Regions from separate parts of the Homo sapiens genome. Here region 2 is linked to region 1. Evidence: chromatin contacts called from ENCODE Hi-C or POLR2A ChIA-PET data. All regions are on one chromosome and are shown on one strand. The core of a region is the stretch at or near the end of the contact, and the rest is flanking DNA. Distances in the headings are between cores, read along the strand shown.

The links. A loop is a pair of places that touch in the nucleus more often than their neighbours do. ChIA-PET counts read pairs that join two places held with the same protein, here RNA polymerase II (POLR2A). Pooled maps may share reads with other maps.
Region 2: a loop to region 1 is called in a pooled map, with 8 times the contacts of the local background. The contact joins the promoter of HES3 here to the enhancer-like site in region 1. A Hi-C loop is called at or near these places in 4 of 50 pooled maps. POLR2A ChIA-PET finds 5 or more read pairs at or near these places in 2 of 52 experiments (H1 and activated naive CD4-positive, alpha-beta T cell).

The regions. Positions count from the first base shown.
Region 1 is chr1:5,913,740-5,919,506 of GRCh38, reverse strand. The region is part of intron 11 of NPHP4 (nephrocystin 4); the gene reads left to right. Among named protein-coding and RNA genes, the nearest start is that of MIR4689, 54 kb to the right of the region's middle. Within about 2 kb of position 4,431, at least 2 of the 41 ENCODE cell types and tissues checked have a DNase peak (open chromatin) inside an H3K27ac peak, as active enhancers do.
Region 2 is chr1:6,239,438-6,245,757 of GRCh38, reverse strand. It overlaps HES3 (hes family bHLH transcription factor 3), which reads right to left and starts at 1,579. Exons shown (of 4, transcript NM_001024598.4): 1 at 1,517-1,579; 2 at 1,312-1,407; 3 at 1,129-1,210; 4 at 180-648. The coding sequence starts at 1,392. The coding sequence ends at 251. It overlaps ICMT-DT (ICMT divergent transcript), which reads right to left. Exons shown (of 5, transcript NR_103534.1): 5 at 6,314-6,320. RefSeq lists silencers at 3-142, 293-452, 296-647 and enhancers at 884-1,441, 5,199-5,945.

The DNA of each region.
Region 1 (5,767 bases), core at 3,182-5,681:
GGTTAGGCTCCTGTCCCAGTGGAGCTTTAAAAACAGACAATAAACAAACTACCAAATACGTGAGGTAGCAAGAAGAATCACGTGCCATCTGCTCTGGGATGTTAGTGAGGGTAGCTGCATGTGGGGACAGGGCACTGTGGGAACACCCTGTACCTTCTGCTCAGTACTGCTGAGAACCTAAAAAACTGTTCAAAAAAAGTATTAAAAAAGAGAGAATGACTTGTGGGGAGTTTTACAGTTATGTCCATCTTGATGTGATTAACTTGTATTTGGGATTTCTGTTTCTACAATTGAGGCCCAATTATAGAAGAGGTCAGCAAACTTTTTCTGTAAAGGCCAAATAGTAAGTATTTTAGGATTTGTGGGCAAGATGGTCTCTGTCACAGCTACTCATCTCCGCTGGTATATATAGGCGATACGTTAATGAATGGACGTGGCTGTGTTCTAATGAGACTTTGTTGATACGCACAGATTGTTAGCTGAATCGACCTGTGGACCATAGTTTGCAGACCCCTGATCTGCAGCTTTCTCTTATGTCATAATCCAGAGGAAGCTGCCCATTTTTTTCTGGGCTTTAAAATAGTTTAAACAAAAGGCAAGACCTGTTTCTTGAAGGTCTGATAAAACTTCTCTGTGAAACCACTGAAGGGATTTTTGACAACCAATTACATTTCTTTTCATGGTTATTGGTCTATTTATGTTTTCCACTTCATCTTGTGTTAACTTTTGGGATACACATCCTCTAAAAAAAATGGCCAATTTCCTCTAGTTTACAAGGATGCTGTGATAAAGTTTGTAACTAATTTAAACATTCAGTATGCGCCTGTGATTAGATTCCTTCCTTCGCTTTCTATCTTGGGAGGACTCTTCCTTTTTCGGTCAGGCTTATGAGAGGTTTGTATATTTCATTAGTCTCTTCAAAGAATCAGCTGTTACTTTTACTTACTGGTTCTCTTGTTTTTAAGTTATTAATTTTTTCTTTAATCTTAATTTAATTCTATATTTTATCTTTATTCATCCTCTTTGAAAAGCAGAATTCTTAGCTTATTTGCTCATCGTGTTTAATAATAAAATCATTTAAGATTCTGCAATTTTCTTCCAAGTACATCTTTTACCCCATTTCATAGGTTTTGATTTGGAATGTTATTTCCTACATTGTTGAGTTCCATTTTTATTTCCTTTTTACCTACAACTTGAAAATGTCTTTAAATATTCCCACATTTAAAAAGGCATATATTAAACTTTCCTTGCCCTCTCTTATGGAAACCTGTACTTATCTGTAAAGCCCTGCCTAAGGGTCTTGTCCATGGCAGAGCTTTGTTTTCAGCATCCCACAGCCCTTTGCAGACACCACCTTTTATTTTATATCCTTGTGTGTTGTCTGATTCCTTCCTTCCCTGCTACTGTTCTTAGAGGGTATTAGTCGAATTTGCTATGGTAACAAATAATCTCCAGATCTCGGTAGCTTAAAATAAAAAGGTTTATTTCTCACTCTCGCTGCGTGCGCATTGCAGTTGGTGGTGGCTCTGCTCGTCCTGGTCCCAGAGGGTGTTCGCCATCTTGAATATTGCTGGGTTGCGCCAGTAGGAAGGGGAGGCCTTGGGGAGGATCTTGTACCATCAGTTACGGCTCTGGCCCAGAAATGGCACACGTCACTTCTCCCCCTCCCGGGTTAGAAGTAGCCACGTGGCCTCCCAAGTCACAAGGGGACTGGGGACTGACTCATCGTATGCCTGGAAGGTAAAGAGGTGCAGATAGTTGGTGCATTTATTTGCTCCACACTGAAGAGTCTTATCATTGAAGCAGCTCACGGTGGGGACTGTTTCATTCATCTGTACATTGCCTGATGAGTCCTGGCCCACAGTAAAACATTCAGTACATATTTGTAGAGTGAATGAATTAATCAAAACCCTTTTGTATACAAGGGATAGAAACCTGACTCAAAATAGCTTCAACAAGAGAGAATGTATTGGCTCATGTGTCAGAAAAGCCTAGAGGTAGAGCTGATGTTAGGCATGGCTGGATCCCGGCACTCAAAGGATGCCATTAAGACTCCATCTGTTCGTCTCTCTCCCTCATGCCCCTACCCCCTCCCCTCCCCTTTAAGCTCTCCTTTCTTCAGTGTTGGCTTCTTTCCGGGTAGAGTTTCTCCACATGGTGAGCCCAGGAGCTCCCAGGTAATCCTGGGCTTAGGAATCCCAACAGAAAGGCCCTGATTGACTCAGTTGTTCCAGTGGGAGTCCTCCTGTCTTTACTGTGTAACACCTGATGGGGATGGGGGTGGGGACAGTTGGCCTTGGTCACACACCCTTCTTGGTGTGGGGGTTGGGGCCACCCCTGACTGTATGGTTAAGGGCTGGGAGGGTGATTCCCTAAAGGAAAACCACCAGAAGAGAGTACGGATTCAGGGTCGGTGAAGTTGACAGATAGTGGCTGCCTCTGGGTTGGGGCTCCTGGTCTCCCGATCCCAGTCCAGGGTCTTTCCCTGCCACTGCCGCTTTGGCTGCACTCTTGCATTCCAGCTTTGCCCAGCTATTCTTGCATTTTGCCGTCAGTGAATGCATAGACTTGAGTAGTTCCTGTGACTCTTTCTTTTGTTTGAGAAGGACGAAGACAGGTAAGAAGCAGCCTGTCCTCCTTCTAGAAGCCTGCTGTGCTTTTAGTAGAGATGGGGTTTCGCCATGTTGGCCAGGCTGCTCTTGAACTCCTGACCTCAGGTGATCCGCCCACCTTGGCCCCAGAATGCTGGGATTACAGGCATGAGCCACTGCACCCGGCCTAGCTTGACTTCTTAAGATGCAGAGCTGTGGGGAACCATGCTTTGAGTTCCTCACCAGAAGATTTACTGTCATATCCTTGGCAGAGAGGAGTGTGCCTTGGTTACTGGAAGGACCAGGAGTTGAACGGTGGTGCAAATGAGCTGTAGCAGCATAATCTACTTCTCAGTCACTGTTTGGGGACCAGCAAATCTACATGGATGGACCCTGATTTCACTGAGTTTATTTAATTTGGATTTATGGCTGCATTCATGTCACATTAAATGATTACCTTCAGCCCAGGTTCCAAGCATTGGAAGACATTGCCTCTCAAAACCCAATGTAAGAGACTTTTAAATACCCACTAGTGTTTAACTTATGATGGAAACTTTTCATACTTCAGTATTTCACCAACTTATATGGTTCCTTTGGAGATCTTAATGATATGCGGCTGTCACTTTAAGTGAGGTACTTTGGCTCTCGGTTATGAATAATCCTTTTTATTTTCTCTGTAACATTGCAAGGGAGCAAAGTTTCATTCATCACTTACCACAGAAGAGTGTGCATTGAGCCGCTAGAGGGCACTCAGTCTTTATTTTTTTGTAACTTGGAATTTCCCTGACCTATATTTTGCTTTTGAATGTTCCTCTGGTGGTGTCAGAATTTTGGTTTGTTTGCTTAATAGATTTGAAAACAGCCATGTAGAAGGGGTCATTGCAAACATGTAATTGTGGTGTTTCCCAGGACACGTGGAGTTAGATTCCTGCCCCGTGGTGCCTGCTGTGCTGCTAGCTGGTCTGGAACATCCTCTCCGACAGACAGCAGCTCCCTTGTCCTGGGTGAGGGTGGTTCAGTCAATCACATGGTGGTGGGGGAGAGTCTAAGGCCATGGAGCAGCTTTTTGGCCACCCTCCAACCACGGAATGGAAGTTCGTGTGCAGGTGGTAAGGGTGCATTTTGCTGGAGAATTAGTGGGACAGTGGGTCAGAGCAAGGCTTTGACAAGGGAGGTGACACTTCTGAAACTGACCCTGGAGGTGACCCCAGCTCAGGGCTCTGGCAAGTCACGGAACTCCCCACTCGGCTTGGGCCTGCTGAACCAGCTCCTGTTCTGGGCTGCCTGCGATCTGGACTCCTGCAGTCCTGGGCTGCCTGGGATCTGGACTCCTGCAGCACAGAGTCCTGTGCTCACTCATCATCCAGTTGCCCCTTGATCTCTGCTTAGGTTTTGTTCATTTTCCCATTCCTGTTTTCAAACTCTTAGGAACAATGACTTTTTACCTACAAATAGTTAGGAATAAAGGCCTTTCAAGTGGGTTTGCCATGTGAATTCTTAGTGTCTAGAGTACCACTAGATACTGACTCATCCTTTATTTTCACGGCCTGATGAAAGGAAGCTACTTTTTGCAACCCTTCTTCAAACCCCAGAGACTGCATCTTTACTAGCGATGGTCCTTCCTTTCCCCTGCCTTTTGGGGCCATCTGTTTACCCCTGTTTGTAACAGGGCCACAGTCTACCCCCAAGGCCCAAGGCCCAAGGCCCAAGGCCTGGCCCGTCCCTGCCTTCCACCAGCTGCCATGAGTTGCTAAGCAACAGCCTCTGCGTGCTGCCCCCTCTCCCTCCTCCCTCAGGACTTCTCTCTCCCACGGAATTGCTGACCCCATAGGTAAATGCAGGCAGCTTTGCTCAGCTGGGCAGTTGCTCAGCGAAATGAGCATTTTCCTCTGTTAGGACCCCTCATCCAGCCCTCTGCTGACCCCTGTTTGCTCAGTGGCAGGCTGGCAGCACAGCTAGGCCCAGGAGGACAGGTGCGTTTCAGGGTGCGGGGGGGAGGTCTACCTGGCACCTGCTGGGGCAGTCGGGCCACAGGGGACTGGTGCTGTGGGGACCGCATTCACGACCCCGTTCACATTTCCAGAAAGGACACGTTGGCCTCCATGCATGTGTCCTGATGTTGAGAGGCCCCTGCTCCCTTCAGCCTAGGAAGACATCTCAATGAAGACCACAGCCCCGTCCTCCACTGAGCTGTTTCCTTATCTTCATTTCTTTCTGTGGTCCTGTCATAGCGCAGGCATCTGATAAAATGTTTGTTGGAAAATGAATCTATGGACGTGGGAAAGTAAAGGTGGTGAAAACATGTCCTTCCTTTCCCCTTGCTTCTATTTTCACTTTTTAATTGGCAATGCGCATGCATATTGAAAAGTTATGTGGCTTGAGGCGACAGATAGCTGCTCAGTGAAACCCTAGGTCAGGACATGGACACCGCAGCCTGGCAGTGCCGGGACTCCCTTGTGTAGTCAGTACTTTTTATTTTTTTGAGAGAAGATCTCACTCTGTTGTCCAGGCTGGAGTGCAATGGCGTAGTCACGGCTCACTGTGGCTTCCACCTTCCAGGCCCAAGTGATCTTCCCACTTCTGCCTCCCATGTAGCTGGGACCACAGGTGCATGCCACCACACCAGGCCTTTTTTTTTTTTTTTTTTTTTTTTTTTTTGTATAGATAAGATTTTGCCATGTTGCCCAGGCTAATCTCGAACTTCTGGACTCAAAACAGTCCTCCTGCCTTGGCCTCCCAAAGTGCTGGGATTATAGGCATGAGCTACCATGTCCAGCTGGTAGTCAGTACTTTTAATCTGTCTGGTGAGGTGACGCTGGAAGTGAGAGAGGGTTGTTGGTGGGGAGGCCGCCTCCTGCCCCAGCCCTATCCCTGTTCATGTCCTGGCCCGCGTGCGTGATGAAGAAGCGAAGCCCAGTGTACTTACTTTGCGGGGAGCTGCGTGCCTGGCGGCCATGGGGTTGGCTGGAGAGCTCCTTCCTCTGTTCTGGGCTGTGATGTTAGTGGTATTATTACTCTGGGTAACAATGTTCTTTTCTGTTCTCTGCGTTATGTATAGAATGATCTCCTTCGGGGTGGAGGAAGGAGGAATTCTGGGGAATATTGTCCCTGTGAGTATATTTGAGCATTATTTGTTCACTGTACAACTTCTGCAGTTCAACTCACCCACAGTGCTG
Region 2 (6,320 bases), core at 330-2,829, 330 kb before region 1:
CCCTCCGGAGGATGGGCGGAGAGCGAGCGGTCCGGCGTGTGTAGGTGGAGCTAGAGTGGGGGTGGATTATGCCCAGACGCGCAGACCCAGTCCGGCAGGGCTGGGGGTATTTCCCTGCGCTTGCGGGGTGCGCGGCCCTCTCCAAGCCACCCCCGCCCCACGACCAGAACGGACGACTGGGGGGTCCTGGCAGTCACTGTGGGCGTGCTGAAAATAGTCCCTGTGTCGCGAGACCAAATAGGGAGCGCCTTCAGTTCAGGTCATCCCCGGGGCTTCCCCAGGGCCGCCACACGCGCAGGCCCAGCCCGGGACTCTCGGCGCAGCGACTCGACGCTGGCTGCGGCGGGGGGACGCTGGCGGACGAGCCAGGGAGACTTTCGGGGAGGAGGAGCAGGGGTGGTGGGGACCGCGGGCCGCCGGCGGCCGGAGCAGGAGCCCAGACGGCAGGGGTGCAAGGGCGGAACAGCGCGGGCGCCTCCTGGCCCAACCCGGCGCTGTCCATGGTGCTGCCGGCGGCGCTCTCGGGCACCAGGGGGCAGCGCAGGCCGCTGCCGACCTCATCTCCGCGCCGAAGGAGCTGGCTCACGCCGGGCAGGCAGCTGCGGAAGCCCGACGGTTGCTCGGCTCCCCTGGGCACAGGCCAGAGCCCTGTGGGGAAGAGCGGACGCGAGAAACAGGGAGGGGAAGAGAGGGAAGGGGAAGGGGAGGGGGAGGGAGAGGAGGGGAAGGGGGAGGGAGGGGAGGGGAGGAAGGGAGGGAGGAGAGGGGAGTGGAGGTGGAGGGGAAAGGAGGGAGGAAGCGTGTTGAGGAAGGGAAGAGGAGGGCGGAGGTCAGACGACCCGAACGTCTCCCCCGGGGTCCAGACCTACCACCCAGATTGCAATCGCACAGCCAGCCCGGGCTTTACTGCTCCTCCCTCGCCCCCTAGCGAGCTGGGGCCCCCTCCTCACCAACTGCACCTGCCTCCGAGTTGTCCTCTTTATATTTGCTGTCTTGCCATGTTGCCCAGGCTGGTCTCAAAAGCCCGGGGTCAAGCGGTCCTTGAGGTATCCCTCTTTATTTGGCCTTGTGCATCCCTGGCTCTGATCCCACAAGCCTCCCCCTCCTCCCTCCAGCCCTCCCCTATACCTTGCAAGGAGTTCTGAAGGCTTCTCATGTACTTCACGCTCAACTCCAGGATGTCGGCCTTCTCCAATTTGCGCTTCCGGATCTACCCGACCATGGAAAGGTCTATTAGACCGGCCTCCCGAGGTGGAGAGAGGGAGGTTGGGATCGTATCACCCACCCACCCCCACCCCGCCTGAGTCTCACCTGGTGCGAGTAGTGTTTCTCCAGCAGCGACTTGAGCTGCTCCAGTGACACATTGATGCGTGCCCGGCGCTTTTTCTCCATCAGCGGCTTGGAAATCTGCAGATGAACAGCCTTTAGAGTGCAGGACTGCCACCCTCCTGCCCTCGGCACCCCCCCACACCTCCCGGGGAAGGGTGCCTGCCCCTAGTCCCTCAAGACCCCAGACCTTTCGGAAGTTGCCGGGGAGGCTGCCCCGGGCAGCAGGCTCCGTGCCCATGTTGCAGTCCATGCACCAGTGCGAGGCAGCGCCGCCTTTATAGGGACCCTCGTTTACATGTCAATGAGGCCCTCTGGACTCTAGAAACCTTGAGGAGGAGGGGACCGAGGGAGGACGCACTGGGAAGCTCCCCACCTCCTTCCCTCAGCCCCCTCCCATAGCCTAGGCTTCCTCTCACCTTCAGGACCCCCCCTGTCTCCCGAGGGACCCCCCCCTCCCCTTTATCTGTCTTTTCCTTATCTCTCTGGCCTCCACCACTTCCCCAGTCTGAGGACCCCTGCCATGCCCACCCCCTCCATGCCCATCCTGTCCCAATCCCCGTAAGTTCTCCAGTCCCACTTGCCAAGTCCTTGATACCCTGGAGTGCAAGCATTCCAGGGGTCACCTACTGGGGAGGTACATGGGCCAGCTGGCCACAGGCTGCCTCACTGACTATGACAGGGCTCTGGGCTCCCTCGGGACTGATGAAGATGCCAAGGCGACGCCTCTTTATGCACTTCATGCTCTGGTTATACCCGCAACGCCGCATTAGTTGCCCTAATGTCGGGACAATGCAGCAATTTTCTGCCTGTGGCTGCTCAAAGCCAGGCACAAGCTGAGCCCGCGGGGGCCATGCAGCAGCCTGTGTCCCATTAAAGCATGCAGCCCACCCGCGGGGCCACAGCCAGCCTCATCCTTGCTGGGGCCTTGGGATTGGGAGGGGTCCTGGTGAGGGTGCAGCCTGGGTCCTGTGTTCTCTGACACTGCTAGGATCCAACGCGGACTTCCCACAGGAGGCAGGTGGGGTGAACACGGCTGCCTCTCCCTTCCTTACAGCCCTGGGCTTCCAGGCTGGGTGGCTTTGGTGGTAGACCCTGTCCCCATGGAGAAGCACTAGAAGTCTACTCCCATGAGCCTGCTCTCAGCTCCACGCACAGGTGGTGGTGGCAGGAGACCACTGACATTCTGGGAAGAGCTCCAGGCCACACTTCGAGAGATCCAGGGCCCGCACCCCAATCTATGATTCAGACTACGGCGGACCCAGTGGAGGAGGCGCCTGGAGCACTTGCCCCAGGATGGGCTAGGCCTACAGCAAGGCTCTGGGGCCATCCCCCTGGTTGGACTCCAGGAGGCTGAACTGTAGCTGCTGTGATGGACAGGAAGGCTGACCTCCAGGAAGTCCCTGGGTTCAAACCTAGACACCTCCCATGGGCCCTCATGGCTTTAGTTTTTGGGGCTTGTAAAATTATATTCTGAACAATGCAGCCCCCATTGCTTCTGAGGGTGACAGGGAAGTCGCAAAAATTCTGCAGCTGAGCCCTGTGGCAGAGGAATGAACAAACCGGCTTCTGTGTAGGGACTCAGGGTGGGGTGCGCCCCCCAGCTCTATCAAGCCAGGGCATCTCCCCCCAGCCCGCCCCCGCCTACCCTTCCCAGGATAGCGGCGTTCCCAGGCGCCAAGCAGCGTGGAGAATCGCGCCACGCCCTCCCCCTTTCAGGCCGAGGCAGCGGCAACAGCAGCTCTGGGGCTCTGTCCAGCCCGGACCGCAGGGCCCGCGGGCCAGATCCGGGCCGACCCGGGCCTGGGAGGGCGGCGGGGGCCGAGACCAGGCGGCGGGCGCTGGCACGCGCCGGGCAGCTTTGAAGCGCCAGGACCGGCCGGGCCGGGGCGTCCTCCATGCGACTCGCTCCGAGCTTGGGGCGGTGGCGGCGCGGTATAAAGGCACCGCGGGGCGGGCGGGCGGCGCGGCCGGGCACAAAAGGGGCAGCCGAGTGTTAAGGGCATTGTGCGGGCCCCACAAAGCGGCGCCCGCGCCCGCCCCCGCCCCCTCGGGGCCAAACTCCGGGCGCCCCGCCAGGCGCGGACTTCCAGCTGCTGCACATCTGCACAGAGGCCTGGCGCGCGTCGCGCCCCGGCGGGCCTCCCCCTCCCCGCGTTCTCGAGCTGCGGGGCAGCGGGGCAATTTGTCCTCTAATTACAATCCTTCCCTATAAACCGCCGCCCGCGCCTTTCAACTCGAGGGCATTAGCAAACCAATGGCCCTCCGCGCAGCTCTCGCGGCCCGCCGCTGGGTGCCGGGCCCGCCCCCTCTCCTGAGTCCGGGCCGCCATAAAGGGGCCACGAGGCTGCCCCCGCCCGAACCCCGACACCCGCCGTTCCCAGGGCCACCACCCCTCCCAAGCCCGTCCCCTGGGATTCCAGGCGCATCGGGCCGGGGGCGGGGGGACGCTCACGTGGATAGCTTAGTGTTTCTTAAGCAGTGGAAAATTGACCGCAAAATGCTCTAATTCGCAATGTTCTGCTTTGGCTGCGGGAGGCGAGGCCCGCCTCAAGGCCTGGGCGGAATTCTCAGGCGTCGCTCCGCCCTGGTCCACTGAATGGACTTCCGCCTCCGTTGCCCCCCGACCCCAACCCCGACACTGCCCGCCGCGCCCCCTGTCCTGTGGCCCGTTTTCGGTCAGTGGTCTCCCCACCTGGAATGATCCCCCTACTTTCTGACGCCCCCACCCGTGGCTCCTCCATCACAAACAGCCTCCTTGGCCCGCTACTCGCCTTACACTGGCCGAGGGTCGCGCAGGATCAAGGTGGGGAGAGATCTTGGTGCGATTTCCACCCTCCCCTTTCCCGAGCTCTGAGCCGAGTTTCTCCCCACCATCGCCACTTTACCCTCACTTCTTGCTCCTATCTCTGGGCAGCCACTTCCCCTACTAAGTTAAAGTCATTGTGCTTTGCATCTGACAAGGTCATTGGGAAAGACAGCAGACTAGTCTCTACAGGGACCCTTCCCGGAAACCCAGGCTGAAGACTCGGGGTCCACCCTCCACCCCAGCCTGTCACGCTGATTACAAGCCCTGAGTCTGGGCATCCTCGCACAGCCTCAGGCAGGCCTGGCTCCAAAGGGGCTCACAGAGACCAGGAGGTATTTTCAGAGCTGGAGGGGGAATGGCAGTGGGTTCACCCTATCCTCTGAGGGCAAGCAGGACAAAGTGCTCTCGGGCTGCCAGGAAGGGCATGGACCAACTTAGAAGCGGGGCTTACGCAAGCTGGGATGTAGGCCACCAATTCCCTTTCCATCTTTAGCATCTGGGGTCCCCAAGGCGGCCTGGAAAGGAGCACAGGTCCAGGAGGAGAAGTGGGGAGACCCAGGCCCCCCTATGCTCATTCAAGGAAAAAAACTTCCTTCTCTAACTTCTGAGGGCTCTTAGAGCCTCCAAGGCTGCTCAGGGCCCCCTCCTGTCTCATGTTGGGGAATTTAATGCAGAAAGTGACAAGTGTCTGTGCCACCCCTTCCCCCCTCATTTGGTTTTCTTGAGTTTGACAAAAAAAAAAAAAAAAAAAAAAAAAAAAGAACATTATGTCAGGTCTGGAACCAAGAGTAGGGAGAGGTTTTCGGGCCCCAGGACAAGAGCCCTACCTGCGGCCCATCCCAGAGGACAGCCGTGTGGCTCCGTGTGGCAGCCCCTTCCCTTCTGTACTTCCAGAGGTTTCAACCAGTGCTAACTGGTGAGTGCCGCACAGGCTACTGTGGATGCAGGTGACGAGGGAGAAATCTGTTGTCCCCCTCTGCAGATGCATTTCAAAGTGAAATGAAGTGATTGCTCCATGTAATTAACTATTGGGACACACAGCAAAAGCTCTGAAATGACTCAGCCAATTGTCTCCAGATGCGGTTGGAGAGGCTGCGATTGTTTAACTCTCTTTAGCTGTGTTGGGGCTCCCAATAGCCCAGCAGACAAGGGCCCTTCAGAGGACAAAGGCCGGGACTCCAGCGAGTGCATCAATGCTGACCTGGCCCAGCTCGGGGAGAGTGAATTCAGAAAGACCCCCATTGCCCTGGCCTTTTGTGTTTCTCCCCAGCTGGCTCTAATCTTTAAATATTTACCCGGCCCCTTTGTGCATATATGACTTGTGCACTTTGGGCTGATGGTGCTCATAAATTACATATCGTTTACCTGTTTTCCAGCCTAGAGAGAGGGAGCTTTCATTCCTTTAGCCTGGAATGGCCAGAGGAGGGGAAAGAAAACTTTTGGATGACAGGGATTCCCTCCTGGGAAGAGCTGCGGCCACACTGGACAGGCCCCTCCCTGCGGCCCTCTCAGCTTCCATATGGACAGGGGATGGGGCAGAGGCCTGTGAATGACTGGGAGCTGCAGGTGATTAAAAAAAATCACCAATCTGGCCAGGCATGGTGGCTCACTCCTGTAATCTCAGCACTTTGGGAGGCCGAGGCCAGCGGATCACGCGGTCAGGTGTTCGAGACCAGCCTGGCCAACATGGTGAAACCCCGTCTCTACTAAAAATACAAAAATTAGCTGGGTGTGGTGGCAGGTGCCTGTAATCCCAACTACTCGGGAGGGTGAGGCAGGAGAATCGCTTGAACCCAGGAGGCAGAGGTTGCAGTGAGCTGGGATCGTGCCACTGCATTCCAGCCTGGGCAACAGAGTGAGACTCCATCTCAAAAAAAAAAAAAAAAAAGAGAAAGAAAAAGAAGCCTAATTTCATCTCGGCCTGGAGTTTAACTTGGAAATAGCACAGTGGTTCTCAGGGTTCTCTAAAACAGGAGGTATCCACACTCGGGTCCCAGAAATAAAGCCACCTCAGCCTGTAGGCGGATGGCAGGAAGGGGAGGGAAGGGGGAGGTTGCAGAGGGACCTTCCTGCATGAGAAAGGGCTCCCTTTGTGCCTGCCTCGAAAGCTCCTAGAACAAAACACATTCAAATGCTTATTTACAAGAAAAGTCAAGCAAGGCATCCCAGGCAGAGCAGTTTTCCT